2 separate regions of the Homo sapiens genome follow, and region 1 is linked to region 2. The links are chromatin loops, found by intact Hi-C in ENCODE. Cell type or tissue: K562. All regions are shown on one strand. Links, peaks and the distances in the headings refer to the core of each region. The heading gives the core; the rest is flanking DNA.

Evidence for each region. A loop is a pair of places that touch in the nucleus more often than their neighbours do. Peaks named below come from ENCODE experiments on the same cell type or tissue, not always from the same donor. Only the 100,000 strongest peaks of a DNase experiment are listed, where the experiment ranks them.
Region 1: a loop joins it to region 2, with 11 times the contacts of the local background. A loop is called at or near these places in 4 of 110 quality-filtered maps.

What each region holds. Positions count from the first base shown.
Region 1 is chr12:124,156,443-124,167,585 of GRCh38, forward strand. The region is part of intron 3 of ZNF664-RFLNA (ZNF664-RFLNA readthrough); the gene reads left to right. Among named protein-coding and RNA genes, the nearest start is that of RFLNA, 130 kb to the right of the region's middle. In K562, for the core only: a CTCF peak has its summit at 5,902 (motif pointing right); no DNase peak of the experiment used is centred there; H3K27me3 peaks cover 845 bases.
Region 2 is chr12:124,313,000-124,324,142 of GRCh38, forward strand. ZNF664-RFLNA (ZNF664-RFLNA readthrough) reads left to right here. Exons shown (of 5, transcript NM_001347902.2): 5 at 1,193-3,025. The coding sequence ends at 1,526. RFLNA (refilin A) reads left to right here. Exons shown (of 3, transcript NM_001365156.1): 3 at 1,193-3,025. The coding sequence ends at 1,526. Among named protein-coding and RNA genes, the nearest start is that of MIR6880, 19 kb to the right of the region's middle. RefSeq lists enhancers at 4,120-4,719, 7,970-8,039, 8,470-8,579, 9,087-9,166. In K562, for the core only: a CTCF peak has its summit at 8,167; a DNase peak (open chromatin) is centred at 8,162; H3K27me3 peaks cover 795 bases.

The sequences.
Region 1 (11,143 bases), core at 3,980-8,979, 160 kb before region 2:
CTCGGCTCACTGCAACCTCTGCCTCCCGGGTTCAAGTGATTCTCCTGCTTCAGCCCCCCGTGTAGCTGGGATTACAGGCACTCACCACCACGCCCGGCTAATTTTTGTATTTTAGTAGAGACAGGGTTGCACCAACCGGCCAGGCTGGTCTCAAACTCCCGACCTCAGGTGACCTGCCCGCCTCAGCCTCCCAAAGTGCTGGGATTATAGGCGTGAGCCACCGCACCCAGCCTATATGCAGGTTTCTGTGTAGACATAAGCTTTCAGATCAGTTTGACAAATTCCTAGGAATATGATTTTTGGATTGTATGGTAAGATTATAATTATCTTTGGAAGATGCCGTCAAACTGCCTTCCAAAGTGGCTGCACCATTTTGCATTCCCACCAGCAGCAATGAGGGTTCCTGCTGCTCCACGTCCTTGCAACGTTTGGTGTGTTTCAGATTTTAGCCATTGCGTAGTGGTATGTAGTGGTAAAAACAAGTAATTCTTTTTATAAATTAAAAAAAAATGTAGCTTTGTGTTATTTATAAGTTGGTTTTAGATGGATAATTGTTTAAGAAGTCTAAGCATACTCATTCATTCATTCAGTAGATATTTGTTGAGCACCTACTATGTGCCAGATATGTTTTAGTAGCTCATGACACAGCAGTGAACAAAGTAGACCCAAATCCTTGTCCCCTCGAAGCCGAGATTCTAGTGGGAGCAGATGGGAGATCTATAAGGTCAGCAAATAAAACACATAGGAAGATGAGTGGGGATCAGAGCTTTGGAGAAAGAGATCAAGGGAGTGGGGGTTATGGGGTACTGGGGAGGGTTGTGTGCACCATCTCAGATGGGGGCCAGGAGGGCCCTCTCTGGGAGGGACATCTGCATGGCCTTAGAAAGGCCAAGACAAGGAGTGGTGGGTGTGGGTGGCGTGCGTGAGGACCAGCAGCACCGCCAGGAGGTGGGAGTGGAGGGAACGAGGACACCATTAGGAAGGGCAGCCAGCCGAGCAACTGGGAGGAGATGGGGGATCACACAGGGCCTCCTGGACCATTGTGAGAACTTAAGCTTTTGCAATAAGTGAGATGTGAGCCCTGGCAGAGTTTTGTGCAGAAGAGTGACAGGAACAGGTGAATGCTTTAAAAGGATCATGTCGCATGTTAAAATACAAGCTGGAGCATGTCACTCTTCTGTTTAAAGCCCTGCAATGGTTCAGCCTGAGATGCCAGTGGCCTTGCCGGGGGTGGACAGCAGGGGTTGCATTCTGGAGGCGTCCGGAAAGCAGAACCAATAGGATTTGCTGACAAATGGCACGTGTGATACAAATGACAGAGAGAAATTGGGGATGGCTTGAAAACATTTGACTTGAACAGCTGGAAGATTGGATGGCGACTTTATACCTGGTTTCAGGTTTTTGTGTTGTAAATCACATTCTCTGATGCATAGTTTAAATAAACAGCTTGAGGTGTCTTTGTAGGAATTTTAATGCCTCGCCATGGAGTCCAGCACATTATTCAAGTTTGATGAACTCTGGCTCAAAAAGGGTATTCCTGTGCAGCAGGACCATAGAACTTATTGTCCAAACTGGGGCATCTCGAGTGAAAAGACTGCTGTTTCTAATCACACTGGGACAACCCATGTAAACCTGGGCTGCCCCAGGCAAAATGGGATGTATTGATGGTTTAGTGAGTGATAGTTCCTGGAAACTGAAAGAGTGAAGCAAGAGAAAGAAAGATGGGAGAAGAAGGGAGAGAAAAAGGCAAGGATAGACCTGCCCACCGGTGAAGGTTGCGGGGCACGTTATCAGGAGGGACAGAAAGTGAAAGGCGAGGTTTCTTTTGCCCAGGGAGGACTGGAATGGCGGGGGCCCTGCTGTGGGTGTTGAGTCCCCAAGGAGCTGCCATCCTCATTTTATCTGGGATGCTCTCTCTATCATCACTCCACTTCCAGATATGTCAGCTCCAGAGGGCAGTCAACACACAAGACTGGACACAGGAGAAAGAGCTTGGGAAAAGGAAGTCTCTAATCCGGAGCCAAAGAGAAGAGCTTGTAACTGATCACGCATGCCTGTGGGTCCAGGCGTCATATTTTGGAGGCAGGTCTCTTTCCTGAGACCCCGGGCTGTGAACAGGTCAGAGGGGTGGACTAAGCCGAATGGTGGTTCTCCCAAAAATGTGTCCACCCAGAACCTGTGAATGCGACTTTATTGGGAAAAAAGGTCTTTGCAGATGTGATTAGGTTCCGTGTCTTGAGTAGTAAACAAAACAAAGTCCCCTGCCCTCAGAGCTGATGCTGTAGCACAGTGACATCCCCGATGTTATGCTGGTTAGTGTGGGAGCTGGGAAAGAATGTGTCCCAAGGAGGTCCTTTCCACTCGACTTGCTGACAGCTCTGATGAGAACTGCAGGGCCTTCCTGTTTCTCTCCAAGCAAAAGCCAGAGCTTTTTCCAAGGTCTCTGTCACCACACACACCACCCCATTCCCTCTCTCATCTCCTCCTCTCATGCACACTGCCCCAGCCACCCCCGCCTCCTCACTGTTCCTGGAGCCTTCCAAATATGCTCCCTGCCCCAGGGCCTTCGCACCTGCTGTGGCCGTGCCTGGGACACTTTCCCCCTCAGCTTGGCTAAATCCCTGTGATCGCTTCGTGTTGCTGCTGTAACAGATGATCACAAACCGAGTGCTTAAAACAATGTACATTCATTATCTCACAGTTCTGGAGGCCAGAAGTCCAAAATGCATCTCACCGGGCTAAAATCAAGTCGTCCACAGGGCTGCATTCCTTCTGGCGTGCTGTGAGAGGCTCTATTCCCTGACCTTGTCCAGCATGTAGAAACTTCCTGAATTCTTTAGCTCATGGCTCCTTCCTCATCTTCAAAGTGCACATTCCAACCTCTGATTCTGTCATCACTTCTCTTCTGACCTGATCCTCCTGCCACCTCCCTCTTTTTTTTTTTTTTTTTTTTTTGAGACGGAGTCTTGCTCTGTTGCCCAGGCTGGAGTGCAGTGGTGTGATCTCAGCTCACTGCAACCTCCACTTCCCGGGTTCAAGAGATTCTTCTGCCTCAGCCTCCTTAGTAGCTGGGATTACAGGTGTGCATGACCACACCTGGCTACTTTTTTTTTGTATTTTTAGTAGAGATGGGATTTCACCATGTTGGCCAGGCTGGTCTTGAACTCCCGACCTCAGGTGATCCATCTGTCTCGGCCTCCCAAAGTGCTGGGATTACAGACGTGAGCCACCGTGCCTGGCCATATCTATTCTTTATTACCTGCTTCCCGCAGTAAAATGCCAGCCCCAGAGGGCAGGGATCTTGACCATTTTCCTGCTTCCTTAATAGGAGCTCAGAGGATCTGAACAAGGGTGCTATTTATTGAAAGAAAACACGAGAGCAATTAGCCAGTGCCACCAACAGGCACGCCTAGCTCAGTCTCCAGACGGACGATTCCAGAATCAGACAGCTCTGTGCCGTTCCCCTGCACACATGGCCTTGAAAGCAGCTGGCCCAGTGGCCTCGGGTTCCAGGCTTGCCACAGCTCTGCTCTTCCTGACCTCCAGCCTGGGGCCTGGGGCCTTTTTCCAGTTTCAAAATGATAGTAAAAGGAAATTCAACAGCACTCCAGTGATGATGGGGTATTTTCTAAGACACAATTTTCTAAGTCTTGATGCTTCCAATTTCTGCCATATCGGGAGCATTTGGCCATCTTTTGGAAGTGAAATCTGTTTTATTGGTCTTAATCTTGTTCAGTTGTTTCTCCGGGGCCTGCGCGACACTGTCAGGGCCTTGGAGGCAGCTTTGGCAGGACTTCTGGGGAAAGTGCCTACTGGTGATAGAAAAAAATGGGGCCTTGGTCTGTTGGATTCCCAAAAATGCAGGCATTCCCAGCTGCTGGAGAGCAGGCACTCAGGGCCCCGGCTGCAGCTGCAGCTGGAAAAAGAAAAGGGAAAAAAAGGGAGAAGGAGGCTTTGAGAGCAGCTTTTCCGCACGGTTCCAGGAAGCTAGATTGGGTATATCCAAACGAGGTGGTTCATGGTAAAATCAGAAAAAAAGAAAAACCACAATGGAAAAGCAAGGGAAAGAACAGTTTCTTCTAAAGAGAAACGCACAGAGGCCATGTGAGTTAATCCCACCCTCCCCTTCGCTAGTTATCTTTTTGCTGGGTTGCATAACTGAGGAGGGAGAAAGATCCTAGGGCTGAGAGTTGGAACACAGAGGTTTTGTTTCATTTTTTTAATTAAAAAAAGTTTTATTTCCATAGGTTTTTTGGGGAAAAGATGGTATTTGGTGACATGAGTCAATTCTTTAGTGGCGATTTGTGGGATTTTGGTGCACCCATCACCCAAGCAGTGCACACTGCACCCAATTTGTCATCTTTTATCCCTCACCCCCTTCCCACCCTTTCCCCGAGTCCGCAAAGTCCATTGTGTCATTCTTATGCCTTTGCATCCTCATAGCTTAGCTCCCACTTATGAGTGAGAACATAGGATGTTTGGTTTTCCATTCCTGAGTTACTTCACTTAGAATGATAGTCTCCAATCCCATCCAGGTTGCTGTGAATGCCATTAATTCATTCCTTTCTATGGCTGAGTAGCATTCCATTGTGTATATATGCCATGGTTTCTTTATTCACTCATTGATTGATGGGCATTTGGGTTGGTTCCACAATTTTGCAATTGCAAATTGTGCTGCTATAAACATGCGTGTGCAAATATCTTTTTCATATAATGACTTCTTTTGCTCTGGGTAGATTCCCGGTAGTGGGATTGCTGGATCAAATGGTGGTTCTGCTTTTAGTTCCTTAAGGGATCTCCACACTGTTTTCCATAGTGGCTGTACTAGTTTCATTGCCATCAGCAGTGTAGAAGGGAACACGGAGGTTCTTTTTTTTTTTTTTTTTTTTTGAGACAGAGTCTTGCTCTGTTGCCCAGGCTGGAGTGCAGTGGCGCGATCTCGGCTCACTGCAACCTCCACCTCCTGGGTTCAAGCAATTCTCCTGCCTCAGCCTCCTGAGTAGCTGAGATTATAGGCGCCCGCCACCATGCCCAGCTAATTTTTTTGTATTTTTAGTAGAGATGGGGTTTCACTATGTCGGTCAGGGTCAGGCTGGTCTTGAACCCCTGACCTCGTGATCCACCCACCTTGGCCTCCCAAAGTGCTGGGATTATAGGTGTGAGCCACCGCGCCCGGCCAACATGGAGGTTCTAACCGAACTCTGCCTTGAACATGAGCTGTGTGACTTTGGGTAAATCACTCACCCTTTCTGAGTCTCATTTTCCTCATCTGTACAATGAAGGGATAGTAATTATTCTAGCTTCCGAGACTGTGGGGAAACTCAAATGAAATAACATACAATATCATTAATATTAGAGTCACTATTGTTATGATTCCAGTTTTACAGATGGAGAAACAGGGCTGGACTGTTGAGACCCGGACTCCCAGGTCATTACTTCTAATTTCCAGAATCCTTGCTGGATTCCTCTTTTAAGGCGACTTACCTAAGCTAAATTTAATGGAGTCTATTTCGGCAATTGTTTAAAATTTTGAAGATTCACCTGAATAGCAGAACTTTCCTACCTAAAGCAAATAATATCTAATTTATAAAAAGTTAACTTCTCAAGAGCAGCACCTCTAAGTTCAGGAGGTTCATGTCTTTATAAATATGTGGTTTGTACTTACTATTTGGACATAATAAAAAAAGGGGTTCTTAACTAGGGAGAGGTTTGAAATAATGATTTCAGGATGTTATAATACACATTTGGTGCTTTTTAAAAAAAATGGAGTAGGGGAGAGGTTTGGCTGGAAGAGTAACATTTCACCACCAAGTGGCTCAATTAGAACCTGAATGCGAATTGCTTCTCACCTCCTATATTCATGCCTTTTGCAATGTGACCTTGAAGCTTCTCCAGTCCACAAGGTGGCAGGTATTCACCACCTTCTGTGAGTTGCCTTAGCCAAGAGAATGAGAAGAAAGTGATGATGTGCCAGTCCCCAAGGTAGGCCTCAAGGGCTGTTGTTTGTTTCCACTTAATCACTTGAGTCTCTGCCACCGTTGTGAGAACAAGCCTAGTTAGACATGTGGAGCACAGGTTAGCCATCTAGCGGTTCCTGCTGAGGCCAGCCTGGATTAGCCAACATCCAGCCAACTCCTAGACATCTGGGAGAGCCCAGCCAAGATCAACAGAGCCTCCTACCAACCACCCCAGATGTGTGGGTAGTGAACACTCACTGGTGTTTGCCTCTGAACTTCTGCAGTTGTTTGTTTTGCAGTGATAACTGACTGATACAAGTACCAAGGCCAGATGAGTCTCAGAGGAGCCATCGAACCCACCCTCCTTTACCAAATCCCCTCTGGGAGAAATGTCCTATTCCTGGAGTGTTATAGGTGCATTAAAGACTGTGCCTGACTTTGAGTGACACATGTGAGGTGTTTGGGAATGTGTTTGGTGCAGCCTCTGCTGCTGCCAGCTGGTGCCCTGCCCTGAGTGGCTTTCTGGGTGTGGCTTGGGTTGGGCTGGCCTGGAGGGGGAAGAACCACCTCATCTAGTTTCCCTGGACTTTGTGCCGGCTTCTGGAGGTTCCATATCCACTGAGTTCTGCAATAGGAAAAATAGTCATCATCATCATCATCATCATCACCATATGTATTTATCAGGCCCTTATATACCAGGCGTGAACTGGACTGTTTCCTTATGTTCCCTCATTCCTTTGTCACAATAGTCCTCTGAGGAGGGTTGTTACCCCCATTTTACAGATGAGTGTATTAGTCCGTTTTCATGCTGCTGATAAAGACATACCTGAGACTGGGAAGAAAAAGAGGTTTAATTGGATTTACAGTTCCACATGGCTGGGGAGGCCTCAGAATCATGGTGGGAGGTAAAAAGTACCTCTTACATGGCAGTGGCAGGAGAAAAGTGAGGCAGATGCAAAAGCAGAGACCCCTGATAAAACCATCAGATCTCATGAGACTTATTCACTACTACCAGAGCAGCATGGGGGAAACCACCCCCATGATTCCAATTATCTCCCACTGGGTCCCTCCCACAGCACATGGGAATTATGGAATACAATTCAAGATGAGATTTGGGTGGGGACACAGCCAAACCATATCTTTCCCCCCTTGGCCCCTCCAAATCTCATATCTTCATATTTCAAAACCAATCATGCCTTCCAAACAGTCCCCTAAAGTCTTAACTCATTTCAGCATTAACCCAAAAGTCCACAGTCCAAAGTCTCATCTGACACAAGGCAAGTCCCTTCCACCTATGAGCCTGTAAAATCAAAAGCAAGCTAGTTACTTCCTAGATAAAATGGGGGTACAGGTATTGGATAAATACAGCTGTTACAAATGGGAGAAGTTGGGCAAAACAAAGGGGTTACAAATCTGAAATCCAGTGGGGCAGTCAAATTTTAAAGCTCCAAATGATCTCCTTTGACTCCATGTCTCACATCCAGGTCATGCTGATACAAGAGGTGGGTTCCCACAGTCTTGGGCAGCTCCACCTCTGTGGCTTTGCAGGGTACAGCCTCCCTCCTGGCTGCTTTCACAGGCTGGCATTGAGTGTCTGTGGCTTTTCCAGGCACATGGTGCAAGCTGTCGGTGGATCTACAATTCTGGGGTCTGCAGGACAGTGGCCCTCTTCTCACAGCTCCACTAGGTAGTGCCCCAGTAGGGACTCTCTGTGGGGCCTCTGACCCCACATTTCCCCTGCACTGGCCTAGCAGAGGTTCTCCTTGAGGGCCCCACCCCTGCAGCAAGCTTCTGCCTGGGCATCCAGGCATTTCCATACATCTTCTGAAATCTAGGTGGAGGTTCCCAAACCTCACTTCTTGGCTTCCATGCACCTGCAGGATCAACACCACTTGGAAGCTGCCAAGGTCTGGGGCTTGCACCCTCTGAAACCATGAGATGAGCTGTACCTTGGCCCCTGTTAGCAACAGCTGGAGCAGCTGGGATGCAGGGCACCAAGTCCCTAGCCTGCACACAGCATGGGGACCCTGGTCCTGGCCCACAAAACCATTGTTTTCTCCTAGGCTCTCAGATCTGTGATGGGAGAGGCTGCCATGAAAACCTCTGACATGCCCTGGAGACATTTTCCTCATTGTCTTGGGGATTAACAGTCTGCTCCTTGTTACTTATGCAAATTTCTGCAGCCAGCTTGAATTTCTCCTCAAAAAATGGGTTTTTCTTTTCTACTGCATCATTAGCCTGCAATTTTTCCAAACTTTTATGCTGTTTCCCTTTTAAAATGGAGTGCTTTTTTTTTCCTTTTTGAAATGGAGTCTTGCTCTGTTGCCCAGGCTGGGGAGTGCAGTGGCGTGATCTTGGCTTACTGCAACCTCTGCCTCCCAGGTTCAAGCGATTCTTCTGCCTCAGTCTCAGTCCCAAGTAGCTGGGACTACAGGTGCCTGCCACCATGCCTGGCTAACTTTTGTATTTTTAGCAGAGACAAGGTTTCACCATCTTGGCCAGGCTGGTCTTGAACTCCTGACCTCATGATCTGCCCGCCTCGGCCTCCCAAAGTGCTGGGATTGCAGGCAAGAGTCACTGCGCCTGGCCTGGAATGCTTTTAACAGCACTCAGCTCACCTCTTGAATGCTTTGCTGCTTAGAAATTTCTTCCACCAGATACCCTAAATAACCTCTCTCAAGTTCAAAGTTCCACAAATCTCTAGGGTAGGGGCAAAATGCCTCCAGTCTCTTTGCTAAAACAAAACAAGAGTCAGCTTTGTTCTAGTTCCCAACAAGATCCTCATCTCCATCTGAGACCATCTCAGCCTGGACCTTATTGTTTACATCACTATCAGCATTTTTGTCAAAGCCATTCAACAAGTCTCTAGGAGGTTCCAAACTTTCCCACATTTTCCTGTCTTCCTCTGAGCCCTCCAAACTGTTCCAACCTCTGTCTGTTACTCAGTTCCAAAGTTGTTTCCACATTTTCAGGTATATTTTCAGCAATGCCCCACTCTACTGGTACTAATTTACTGTATTAGTCCGTTTTCATGCTGCTGATAAAGACATACCTGAGACTGGGAAGAAAAGGAGGTTTAATTGGATTTACAGTACCATCATGGTGGGAGGTGAAAGGCACTTCTTACAAGGTGGTGGCAAGAGAAAAATGAGGAAGATGCAAAAGCAGAAACCCCTGATAAAACCATCAGATCTCATGAGACTTATTCACTACCACAAGAACAGTATGGGGGAAACCACCCCCACAATTCAAATTATCTCCTACTGGGTCCCTCCCACAATATGTGAGAATTATGGGAGTACAATTCAAGATTCAAGATGAGATTTGGGTGGGGACACAGAGCCAAACCATATCAATGAGCAAAGTGAGGCTCAGGAGGTGACTTCATTTAATTGCCCAAAGCCACCCAGCTAGAAAGTGCCGCAGTCAGCTTTGAACTCAGACAATCTGCTTGAGTGAGAATCCCAACTCCACCACAGCTGGTTGTATGATCTTGGGCGAGGCACTTCACTCCTCCAGACTCAGCAACCTCCACCAGGAAACAGTGGTAAGAATAGCTCCTCCCTTATTGGGTTGTAGTGAGGACTGAAAGAGGTACTACTTGGGAAGGGTTTGCAACATGATCTGGTGTTCAAGAAGCACTCTAATTGTGTTAGCTACCACTATCATTGTTATTATTGTTGCAATTTTTATTACTCAAGGTCATGCCTTTTCTCCTCCAGGGTCAAAGGTGGTCTCACTCAAGGTGAGAGAAGGGACCATGAACTAGTGGGGTTTTTCTTTTTCTTTTTTTTTTGAGATGGAGTCTCACTCTGTCACCTAGGCTGGAGTGCAGTGGTGTGATCTCAGCTCACCATAACCTCCACCTCTCAGGTTCAAGCGATTGTTGTGCCTTAGCCACCCAAGTAGCTGGGATTACAGGTGTGCGCCACCACACCCTGGCTAATTTTTGTATTTTTAGTAGAGACAGGTTTCACCATGTTGGCCAGTCTGGTCTCGAACTCCCGACCTCAAGTGATCCACCCGCCTCGGCCTCCCAGAGTGCTGGGATTACAGGCGTGAGCCACCTAGCCTGGAGTTTTTTCTTTAATTTGGAGGAGGGAGGGGAGCTTTGGTTCTGACCACAGAGTGTGAACAAATTTTGGTGTCTGCAGCAGAAGTAGACTAAGGTGACCCATTGTCCTGGGTTGATGTCTGTGACGGAGGGGTTTCCTGGGATTTGAGACTGTCAGTGCTAAAACTAGGAAGGTCCTGGGCAAACCAGGAGAAATGTGTTACCCTAGAGCCGATCCAACATGCCTGAAGCTGTTTCCCTGGGCTTGGTTCTGGCTTCCAGAGGTTCCACTTACAGAGGTTTCCTTATAATAAACATAGGTTAGATTAAAAGCAGAGAGGAGGGAGAAGGCAGCTCTCCTCTCAGGAGGAAGGTGGGCAGTGGCTGCTAAATAACAGACCTCATCTTAATCCAGGGGGCTGGATTAATCCAGGTGTCCCTGGACAGCAGCCTGGACCTCTGCACGTGTCCCCTTATTGGGTCCCAATTTTCCATCGTTCTTGGGGCTTCCTCCAGGCCCGCTCTGGGCAGGCAATAGAACTGCCTCTTCCTGAGAGTTCTCTGCTGCTCTGATCCCAAGAAGGAAGCTGGGGTTCTTGGGAACCTATGGCCTGTCACAGCTGCCTTAGGGATCGTGCACCTTCATCTCTCCATGTGAAGGCACACAAAGCCCTACTGTTTGGACAGGTCAGGAGTGCCGGCGCCCCTCCTCTGGTTTCTGGTCGCACACGATGGCTTAAGCTTGGAGACTGTGCTGTGCAGGAGACAGATTCCGCCGCCTCCCCCACTCGGGTCTGTTTTTCAGCCGTGGCTCCGGCAGTGGGTCTGATTTTATCCCGCAAAGTGATGTCCTGTGACCGTTCGATAGTTCCCTGAGTCACTCAATAAGCCAGTTGGGCCCCATCTCCCTGCCCTCTTGCGAGTGTCGGGCAGAGCCATGCTTCTTTGTCACCCCTCTTTCAGGCTCTCACGTTCGCCGGCTCATCTTAGAGCTTCCTGAATACACGGGAAGCTTTCGCATCCCACAGTGTTCCCTCTTCCAGCCTGGTGCAGAGGCTGTGTGGCCTGACGGTCAGGAACCTGCGCTCCAGGAATCTTGGTTCTGCTACTTAGCAACTGAATCGGGCAAGTC
Region 2 (11,143 bases), core at 5,966-10,965:
CTGAGACCCACTGCCTGCTGCCCCTGCCAGCCAGGCAATGGTCCCAGGAGACAAACGAGTCCACTTCTAAATTATTTTTCAATCCCCAAACAGCCTTCATTGTCTAGTTTTTAAAATGCAAGCCAAAATTAGATCATCAGAAGCCCAGCAAGGGTGGAGGATGGATGCCTTGACCCTCGGGACCTCTGATCCCTTCACAAGTCTTCTGTGATCACCTCTGGGGGTTCAGTGGGGAATGAGATGGGGAGGATTCTCTCCTTCCCAGAGCTTCCAGTCTGATTTCCTAAAGCTCTGGACGTGGAACTGGGGGATACTAGTCGGTCACTCCTCCAAGGGTGTTGAAGGGACTTCTTGGAAAACGTATTTTGATATAATTTCAAACTTTTTAAAAGGTTGCGGCTGGGCGTGGTGGCTCATGCCTGTAATCCCAGCACTTTGGGAGGCCGAGGCGGGCGGATCACGAGGTCAGGAGATCGAGACCATCCTGGCTAACACGGTGAAACTCCGTCTCTACTAAAAATTACAAAAAATTAGCCAGGCATGGTGGCGGGCGCCTGTAGTCCCAGCTACTCGGGAGGCTGAGGCAAGAGAATGGCGTGAACCTGGGAGGCGGAGCTTGCAGAGAGCCGAGATCGCGCCACTGCACTCCAGCCTGGGTGACAGAGCGAGACTCCGTCTCAAAAAAAAAAAAAAAGGTTGCATGTGCCTCTCAAACAGATTCACTGGTTGTTTATATCTTGCCCTATTTGAGAGGAGATTGGTGACATCCTGCCCTTTAGCCCCCAGATACTTCAGTGTGTCTCTTAAGAACAGGGACATCCTCTTCCATGACAGCAGCATAGTTGTCAACGTCAGGGAAGTGCACACGGTGACGCCAGCACCTAACCCACACGACACGGCTCAGTTTCACCCATCGTCCCGATAAGGTCCTTTCCTGGCTTACTTTTCTCCCCAGTTCAGGATCCAGTCAGGGTCCTTCATTGCGTTTAGCTGTCTCGCCTCTTTAGTCTCTGTGAAGCCAAGACAGTCCCTCAGTCCTTCTTTGACCTTCTTGACCTTGACATTTCAGAGCAGCCCACACCCGTTAGGCTTCAGAGCATCTGCCCAGGGCCCTTTCGTGTCCATGCTGAGGGCAGGGAATCGGGCTGCCCCCAATCCTGGGTTCACTCCGCTTCCCTCCTGCCCTTTCCAGCTGCAACTCTGAGGTCAAGTACGCCTCGGAGAAGCATTTCCAGGACAAGGTCTTCTATGCGCCCGTACCCACCGTCACGGCCTACAGCGAGACCATCGTGGCAGCACCCAACTGCACGTGGCGCAACTACCGCAGCCAGCTGACCCTGGAGCCACGCCCGCGCGCCCTGCGCTTCCGCAGCACCACCATCATCTTCCCCAAGCATGCCAGGAGCACTTTCCGGACCACCCTGCACTGCAGCCTGGGCCGGCCCAGCCGCTGGTTCACCGCCAGCGTGCAGCTGCAGCTTTGCCAGGACCCTGCCCCCAGCCTCCTGGGCCCTGCCACGCTCTGACGGGGCTGGGGCCGGCCCGGGGTGCTGGAGGAGCCGGGAGCCCTGGGGAGAAGCCGGGAGGATGGACACGATGAGCTCGGCCTGGCACTCGGGCAGGAGGCGGGAAGGGAGGCTGCCAGACCAAGGACCCGTGTGGAAGGAGGCGGCTCCCCGCTGCCTGCCCTGACCTACAGGCTAGGTGGTGGTCTCCTTGTTTTGGTGTCAAGGACTCAGTAAAAGCATCTATTTTTTTAGCACTTAAGCTGGCAAGGCGGTAGGGGCATGCACTGTTAGGTGGTGGCCACCCCCAGGGTCAGGGGAAAAGAATGGGTCCATGGAGTGCCCTTGAAGCAGAGAACAGCCCCGAGCAGTGTGAGGACAGAGGCATCCCAGCCTCAGCCGGTGGGGACGGCTGCCACTCCCCCAGAGCCCTGCCACCCCATGTGTCCTAGGCTGGTGGCCAAGGCCATGTGTGAGGGAAGAGGGGTACCTCTCTTCCCTGCTGCTGGCCTGGGGTATTTCCAAAACAGCCTTTTCGCACACATGCAGGTTGCACCGAGAGGTCTGGAGCTGTGGCTGAGCCACCTCTGGCGGATGTTGAGCCAGGAGGTTGGGCAAAGGCCGGATGCTGATGCCAGCGCTGGAGGTGGTGATACTGGGGGCGGGGAAGGCCTAGAAATACTTTGAGCCATGGCCTTGCCAGTGTCCCGTGCCCTCCAGTGTCAAAGATTTGGGGCACTGCCCGTCGAAATGGAAAGGTTGGTGCTCAGCCTCTGGAGCCTCACCTGCAGGGCGTCCCCAGCTAACACCCATCCACGCACCACCTCCAGGACGAGAACCCTTGATGTCAAAACCAAGTGCCCAGTGGAGGCGGTGAAGCTCTCGGAAATGCTGCCACCTGTGTGAGGCCGGGTCTGAACTCGAGGGAGTCGGAGCTCAGCTGTCGGTTTAAAGAGACACTGAGGGGACCGGGCTGCCGCCCTCAGCCTGCATTCCTGTGCGCAATCGATTCCGCAATGACAGCACCTTACTCCTTCCTGCGGCAGGCTCACCCCTGCCTGTGGGATGTTGTGAGAGGAACATGAGCCAGACAAAGACTTGGCTCAGGGCTCCGTGGAACAAGCCAGGATGCACGGGGAGCTGGGGGAGCCCCCAGCCTGGGGCAGCCCAGCAGGCCGCTGAACAAACACCCCAGAAGCCAGCACTGTGGCAGGGTGCTGGGGAGATGCCCCTCTGAGCCTTCCTCCCCCCTCAGACCTGAATGCACTCCACAGTTGGGGGCTGCCCCTGCCACTCCCCTGGTAATGCATAAAAGGGGAGGGGAAGGTTCCCTGGGGCTTGAGCTCCCTCTGTGGAGGTGAGGAGGGGAGATTCCGTTCACATCCAGGAGGGGCAAAATGACTGATGTATTTTTATGTATCTACACAGAGAGTGCATTTTCTCTCCAGAGATGCTGTCTGGTTAACAAAGGAATAACTTAAGAAATTGATTGATTATCTTAATAAACTGTGCAAACCCAACGGGACTTCCTTTTCTGTCTGTGAGACCTTCAGCTCCCGCTGGGGTTGGGGAAGGGGAAGATGGGTCTCCAGGCCCCTTTTCCTGTGTGGCCATCACTTTTTTTCCACTCGGAGCTTGTGCCCTAAGGAGCTGGCCTTGGCCCTGATCAAAGGAACAAAGAAGGACTCAGCCCCCACCCCTGTAGACAGCCTAAGCGTACACCACCTCCACACGCCAGCTCCACCCAAGAGCTAATTAATAAATGCAGAGGCCTGGGACCTACCTGGGGACTCAGATCTGGGGGGCAGCTCCTTGGATGGGCCCGGGCATCTGCACTTTGGATGGCGTGCATATCTGCAGCTCCATATCCTGGTCGTCAGCTCTGGCAAGCCCCTCAACCCACAGCATCCCTGGAGAAGGGCCCTGGCTGCCACTGCGGAGCAGGCGGCTGGGACGCACCTTACAATCTGTTTCTCTCCATCTCGCCCTTGGAGAGGCCCATGGGGCTCCATGGAGATAGTGAGTGTGTTAAAGGGAACACTCGGCAGCCAGGGGACAGTGAGTCAGACTGGAAAATCAGACTAGAATTTGCTCCCAGGCTCTGGAGTTGGTGGGGGCAGGGGATAAGGGAGTGTCCCCAGAGGCTGCTGGGGACAGGTCTTCCGAGGGGATGTGTCACAAGAGTGCCATGGTCAGGACTGGTGGTAGCCTCTTGAGGTCCACACCCTGGTCTGGCAGTGGTTAAGCTAACACTAGTGGGAATGCTATGCGTGCTAATTCAGAGCACTCATTGGATTTCAGGCTCTGTAGGAAACATTGCATATGAAAACTTGCATGCCATCCCTACCCGCTGACATGGATGCAACCGCATCTCCACTTCACAGAGGAGAAAGTAAGGCACAGAGAGGTTAAGTCATTTGCCCACACTGGTAGGATGCAGCTGGTAGGAGGCAGAGACAGGATCTGAACCCAAGATCCGGGACACTCTAAACCACCGGCTGCCTGCTTTGATGGAGGATGGCCCCTAACAGGGAAGGGGGGATGGAAGCCAGAGAGGCTGAGTCCAACACAGGTTCACATCAACTCGAGGACGAATCTTGAGGCCTCCACTGGTCTACACGGACAGAAGCACGCCTCAAGACCCGAGCCCTGCTTTACTCATGGGATTCCCTACAGATGCCTGCTGGGGGTGGCATTCTTTGCACCTTCCTTAATCCATGCAAATTCAACTCCACAAGCCTGATTTTCAATCACAACCTTGATCTCTCACCATCTCGAAGGGAAAATGGATAAGGCTTTCCGACACTTGCAATTATAGTGCCAATGAATTCAACAAACATGGAGGTTCCCCTGGGATCGGTCTTGCGCTGGAGCTCAGGTGGAGTCCGTTGAAATCGTCAGCTCTGCGTGGCCTGCCAGACTCTTCCTGTCCCGTCCCGTTCCTCACTCCCCTTTCACAGGCATTACCCTGCAAAACCTCTTACCCTCCTAACTCCATCTCAGCCCGTTTCCTGGAGAACCCGGAGAACACGCCCGCCTCTGAGAGCCTGCAATTTGTGGACCTCCTGCAGTGGCTCTACCACACAAATGGTTGTCGCCTTTGCTGATGATGCTGGAGGCCCAGCCTGCCTGCTGGTCATGCAGGGGCCCAGGGAAGCCCAGCCAGGCACAAGGCGGAAGGAGAGGGCAAGGGCAACCAATCTAAGGCCCCCAAGTGCACCTGCTTTTCCCTTAAAGCAGCTCGTCTGTCCTAGGGGAACCCAAAAGACCTGGAGACAGGCAGAAAGAGGCATCGGTTCTGTCTGATCCTAGCCCTTGGGGACTTCCATCCCTGAAACAGAGACTGGCTGCTGTCCTCAACTGCCCAGCCTTCACGTGCTGCTGGCTATAGCGCCTTTCCCCATCTCCCCCCAGCCCAGGCACACCAGATGTGCAAGATTCAATGTGCCATGCAAGACCCCGGTGATGCCCTCAGAGGGGCAACTGTCACCCACCAGGCCCTGGGGAGGGGAAACTGACAAAGGATGGGCCTCGTCGCTGGAAAAGGAACAGGTCACTTCACTTCCCTAAGCATCTGCAAAATGAGCGGAAGGTCTCTACCTCCCAGACCTAAAATCAGATTCGGCAGCCCCCTTCCTTGCCCTGTACACGGTGCTCTTTCCCTGCAAGTCCACTGAACTTGACACTGGTCCCATCTCTTCCTGCCAGAATGGGAATGAAAACCAGGGCCTGCGTAGCACCCACACTGTGCCTGGCCCTGCTAGGAGCATGTCGTGTATTTAATCTGTTTCATCTTCACGACGGCCCTGCAAGAGGTGAGGAGAATCCTGCGAACGAAGCGTGTGCCCCCGGCCTCCCTCCAGAGGAAGTGTCCCTGTGAGGACAGCTGGTGGCTTGCAGACCGCTGAGCCCTCTCGGCTTTCTAAAGAATCTGTAAACGACTGAATTTTCTTTGATGGCCCTCCTTAGCCTCTCAAGGACGGAATGGCCAGAGAACCCTTCCACCAGCGCCAGCTCCCCAGATTTGCAAATGAGCCACTGCTGCCGACCTCCTGCAGCTTCTCCTCCCTCCCCACCTCTGCCTTTGTCCTTTGCCTCTGGCCACTATCTGATTCCCATACAGGTGAGCAAACAGCGGCTATGTAAAAAAACAAACAAACAAACCAAACCAAAAAAACCCAATAGCTTTTAGGAAGCAGTCACTCCCTATAGCAATACCACCACCCCATTCGACAGACACGGAAACTGAGCCGTGGTGGGGTCGAATGACGGGGCCAGGACCAGGCAGCTGGCCGTGACATGCCTTTGCATCGTGCTGATCCCCGAGCCCCCTGCCCCCTCACGCCATGGTGTCTGTCCCCGATCCCCTCCCCAGGGCAAGGGGGCTGTGTCCTGGCCTCTCCACTGTGCCAGCCCCTTATCCTGGTCCCACACTGGCCTCCCAGGTCTAATTCTCCCTCACAATCCATCAGCACCCTTGCGAGACAAAACTGCCCTGATTTCAGAAAACCGGCAAGTTACCTTATTAAGCAACGGCTCACCACCCCAGACACTCCTGGGCCCCCACAGGGACTCACGTCCAGCCCATGGTCGTGGGCTCCCGAGGGTCCTTGGTTGGGCCTCACCTCCTAGCCTTTGCCCACACAGGTTTTCTCCTCTCAGCCTATTCCCTTCCCTAGACCTGCCTCCTTCAGGAAGCCACCCTGACTGCTCCAGTTTATCTGTGTCATCCCAGGAAAGCTTGTCTGGAGCCAACCCCAGGGTCTTTGGGACCAGTCCTTTGCTGCCCTGTGGGGCAGCAGCTCTTGGGGCTGGTGGCCAGGTCTCCTTCTACAGAGACTTTTGTGCACTTACTGGAGACCTCCTGATCAGATGGAAGCGAAGGAGCCAGGTTCCAGGTGAAGGCCTAGCTCCAACCTTGGGCACCGCCCCTGCCATCATGGTGAGGGTCGTCAACCACCCCCACCAGAAACCCCTGGGCTGCTTGTTGAAAACACAGATTCCTGGGCCCCACCCTGGACCTAGAGCATCATCAGACTGTCTAGGTGGACCCAGGAATCTGCATTTAACCAACTTCTCGATGTCCTAAGACATGGTGACATTTGCCACCAACTGTCCTTTACAGAGCTCTTTCTAGCTTTCTTTTGAGAACTAGACACTCGCAGCGTCACTTCACAACACACTTGCCAGGGAGGTTCAGAGCCAAAGGCAGGGTCAGGAGGAGAAAGACAAGAGCTCTGCCCCTCGAGGGTTCCGTCGGGTTTGAGACAAGGATTGCACTGTGTTATCAGAGACCCAGAGGGGAGAGAAGATAGGCCAGGGCAGTGTGCTCTTCAAGGAAGTAATGCCCCAGCTGGGTTTTGAAGTGTGTATAGGGGTTTTCCAGGGAGATGGGGGTCAGGGGAACAGCATGAGTCTTCATTTTAAAGATGCAGCAGTGAAAAAGCCACATAAGACAGGGGTGGGATGACATCTTTCTTTGGGGGCGGGTGGGATGACCTCTTTCTTTGGGGGCGGGTGGGATGACCTCTTTCTTTGGGGGGAGGTGGGATGACCTCTTTCTTTGGGGGTGGGTGGGATGACCTCTTTCTTTAGGGGCAGGTGGGATGACCTCTTTCTTTGGGGGTAGGTGGGATGACATCTTTGGGGGCAGGTGGGATGACCTCTTTCTTTGGGGGCGGGTGGGATGACCTCTTTCTTTAAGGGTAGGTGGGATGACCTCTTTCTTTAGGGGTAGGTGGGATGACCTCTTTCTTTAGGGGTAGGTGGGATGACCTCTTTCTTTAGGGGTAGGTGGGATGACCTCTTTCTTTAGGGGTAGGTGGGATGACCTCTTTCTTTCTTTAGGGGTAGGTGGGATGACCTCTTTCTTTAGGGGTAAGTGGGATGACCTCTTTAGGGGTAGGTGGGATGACCTCTTTGGGGGCAGGTGGGATGACCTCTTTCTTTAGGGGTAGGTGGGATGACCTCTTTCTTTGGGGGTAGGTGGGATGATCTCTTTCTTTAGGGGTAGGTGGGATGGCCTCTTTCTTTAGGGGTAGGTGGGATGACCTCTTTCTTTGGGGGTAGGTGGGATGACCTCTTTCTTTGGGGGTAGGTGGGATGACCTCTTTCTTTGGGGGTAGGTGGGATGACCTCTTTCTTTGGGGGTAGGTGGGATGACCTCTTTCTTTGGGGGTAGGTGGGATGACCTCTTTGGGGGTAGGTGGGATGACCTCTTTGGGGGTAGGTAGGATGACCTCTTTGAAGGCTGAGGACCAACTGGCTGTAGCTGGGAGACAGAGTGGACCCTCTGAGGGCAGGAGGCTGCGAGCTTTCCATGCACCTGCAAACAACCGCCTGGGTTGGGTCTAAGTCCCTGGTCCTCAGAGAAGATACGCCATGGTGCTGAGTGGTACCAATTCAGAGGCACAGAGACAGGGGCTGATGGTGATGACCGTGAGGGCTGAGCCCTGTGATCCACTCCCATCTCTCTGGTCTAACTGGTGGCTCAACAAGGTGCTGTGGGATCTTGGGCCTCACCGATGTGAGTGGGTAACCCCTGGCGGCTGGCATGACCAACACCCCAACCCATCCTGGATTCTGGGTAGGGGCCACTCTGTGCCCTGGGTGGAGGGCAGGCCTGCCTGGGACAGTGCCCTTTGCCGGCCCCACACTGCCATCTGCCTGCCGGCCTCAGAACTACAGCCCAGCACCAGGCTCAGCCCTGTTGGGACGCATGAAAGCCCAGCGCACAGATGAGAAACCAAGGCCCAGAGGGCACCCAAAGCATCCCCAAGTTCACACAGATCACAGTCACCAAGCTGGAATCCAGGTCCTGCATGGGCCCAAGGCTTCTGCTTATTTTTAACCTGGGCACAGTAATCAGGGTGGGACACCGAGAGCCAGTGAGGCTGGGCAGAGCCCCTGAGGATGCCCCTCCTCCCTGGTCCCCACTCCAGGGGAGGCAGGACCCTGGGCAAGCCTGGGCCCTGGAGGCTTTGGGTCCCCTGGGAAGGTCAGGGCAGAAGGTGGCAATTTCTGCTTCCAGCAGACCATGGTTCTCCCTTTCATTGCCCCCCAGTCCTGTGGGGCTGGTTTCTGCAGTGCTGGATGTGAGGCTGGTCAGACACCAGCACAGGGCCAGGGACCCCCAGCCTTGGCTATCCTTGCTGGCAAATCCCCATCAGAGCCCCCAAGGATGAATTCCATCTGTGTTGGCACCACCCCTTTGTCCCTGCTTACCAGTAGCTGGGCCAGGGTGGGCCCTCTTTGGGGATTTGGGACTGCCTCTTTCTGGGTGAACTGAGGTCAGCATCCCAGACTGCCTGGGCATGAAGGCTGAGAGATGGGGACAGGCAGAATTCCAGGACCCTGGGTATCCCCACGCTTAGCATGACTCAGACGCACTTCTGAAGGAAGAACAAAAAGAGCATGCCCTGCTTTGCAGATTATCTTGCGCCCATGAGGGGCAGAGGACCCACCTCCCACCCCCTTTGTACTCCGAAAGCTTTTAGGGGCCTGGGAAGCTGGGGCCACCCTGGGAACCCACCCAGCAAGACTCAGCTTTTGCAGGGCAGGCGTTTCCTGGCTGCCAACTGTCTACATGTCTGGTGGGTCTTGGGTGGAGTGGGACACAGACTGGGGGTCTTCACTCCACAGTGGCTCCAGGAATGCTATTGGGGCAGAGCTGACCTCATGGCTCTGCCAAGAGGAAAGGTTCTCTGACCTCTGCTCTAGGATGGGGGCAGGCCTCAGCGGCCACACTCAGGCCAGCGCTGTCCCCATGGGCTTGGGGACATAGGATGGCTAAGAGGTTGTGATGGGGCTGTCCAGATGGAAACCCTACCAGGAGGCTTCAAGACACTCTGGACCAGCAGGGGAAGCTCCAGGGCAAGGGTGGGCTTCCTCTCTCTAGGGAAGCAGGCAGTGGCACCACAGGGGGCCCCAGTGCACTCCCCATGCCAGGGCGCCTGTAGCTATACCTGGGGGCCAGTGGGCATATGAAGTCTCTCTCACGCTCTTCCAGCTCAGCCACCCAATCTGGCTCTGGGGACTGACACTGCACACGGGACCGGGCACCAGGTGGGGTGTCAGGCTTTGGGGGAGTGTGGAGGGGCAGCCGTGCTGCTGTGGCAGCATACGGAAAGGGCAGGTAAATGAGGGGGAGGGCCAGGCCACTGGCACCAAGGGACAAGGCCGAGGGTGACTGGGTCAATAGTGAAGAACTGTGGCCATTCCCAGGTTCCACTCTGCTCCAGAAGGGATGCTGCGGACACAAGACAGGGCACACCCAAGATGTGGTAGACTTGAACCCAAGAGGCACCTGAACAAGCTGGCAGGAGTTGCTCTCTCTCCTGCCTGTATTCAAAACACACCAGGACATCCCCGGTCATGATCTCTATGGGCAGGGATGACATTAGAATACTACAATTAGGAAGTGATGGCCATTCTGGACTCCACGGGTGTGAATACTAGACACCTTCACTATGGGTGTGAATACCCAACACCCTCACCCTGTGTATATGTGATTCTCTTGCCATGAGTGTGAACACCTAACATCCTCACCATGAGTGTGAACACCTGACACATGGGTGTTAATACCCAACACCCTCACCCTGTGTATATGTGACACTCTTGCCATGAGTGTGAACACCTAACATCCTCACGAGTGTGAATACCTGACACATGGGTGTGAATACCCAACACCCTCACCCTGTGTATATGTGATACTCTTGCCATGAGTGTGAACACCTAACATCCTCACCATGAGTGTGAACACCTGACACATGGGTGTGAATACCCAACACCCTCACCCTGTGTATATGTGATACTCTTGCCATGAGTGTGAACACCTAACATCCTCACCATGAGTGTGAACACCTGACACATGGGTGTGAATACCCAACACCCTCACCCTGTGTATATGTGATACTCTTGCCATGAGTGTGAACCCCTAACATCCTCACCATGAGTGTGAACACCTGACACATGGGTGTGAATACCCAACACCCTCACCCTGTGTATATGATACTCTTGCCATGAGTGTGAACCCCTAACATCCTCACCATGAGTGTGAACACCTGACACATGGGTGTGAATACCCAACACCCTCACCCTGTGTATATTTGATACTCTTGCCATGAGTGTGAACACCTAACATCCTCACCATGAGTGTGAATACCTGACACCCTCTCAATATGTGTGAACATCTGACACCTTCACCATGGGTGTGACTTGACACCCTCGCCATGGTGTGAATACCTGACACATGGGTGTGAACATCTGACACCCTCTCACCATGGTGTGACCACTTGACACCCTCACCACGGTGTGAACACCTGACACATGGGAATGAATACCTGGCACCCTCTCACCATGTGTGAACATCTGACACCCTCACTATGGTGTGAATACCTGACACCATGAGTGTGAACATGACACCCTCACCATGGTGTGAACACCTGACACCATGTGTGAACATCTGACACCCTCGCCATGGTGTGAATACCTAACACCATGAGTATGAACATCTGACACTCTTACCATGGGTGTGACTACTTGACACCCTCAGCATGGTGTGAATACCTGATACATGGGTGTGAATACCTGACACCCTCTCACCATGAGTGTGAACATGACACCCTGACCATCATGTG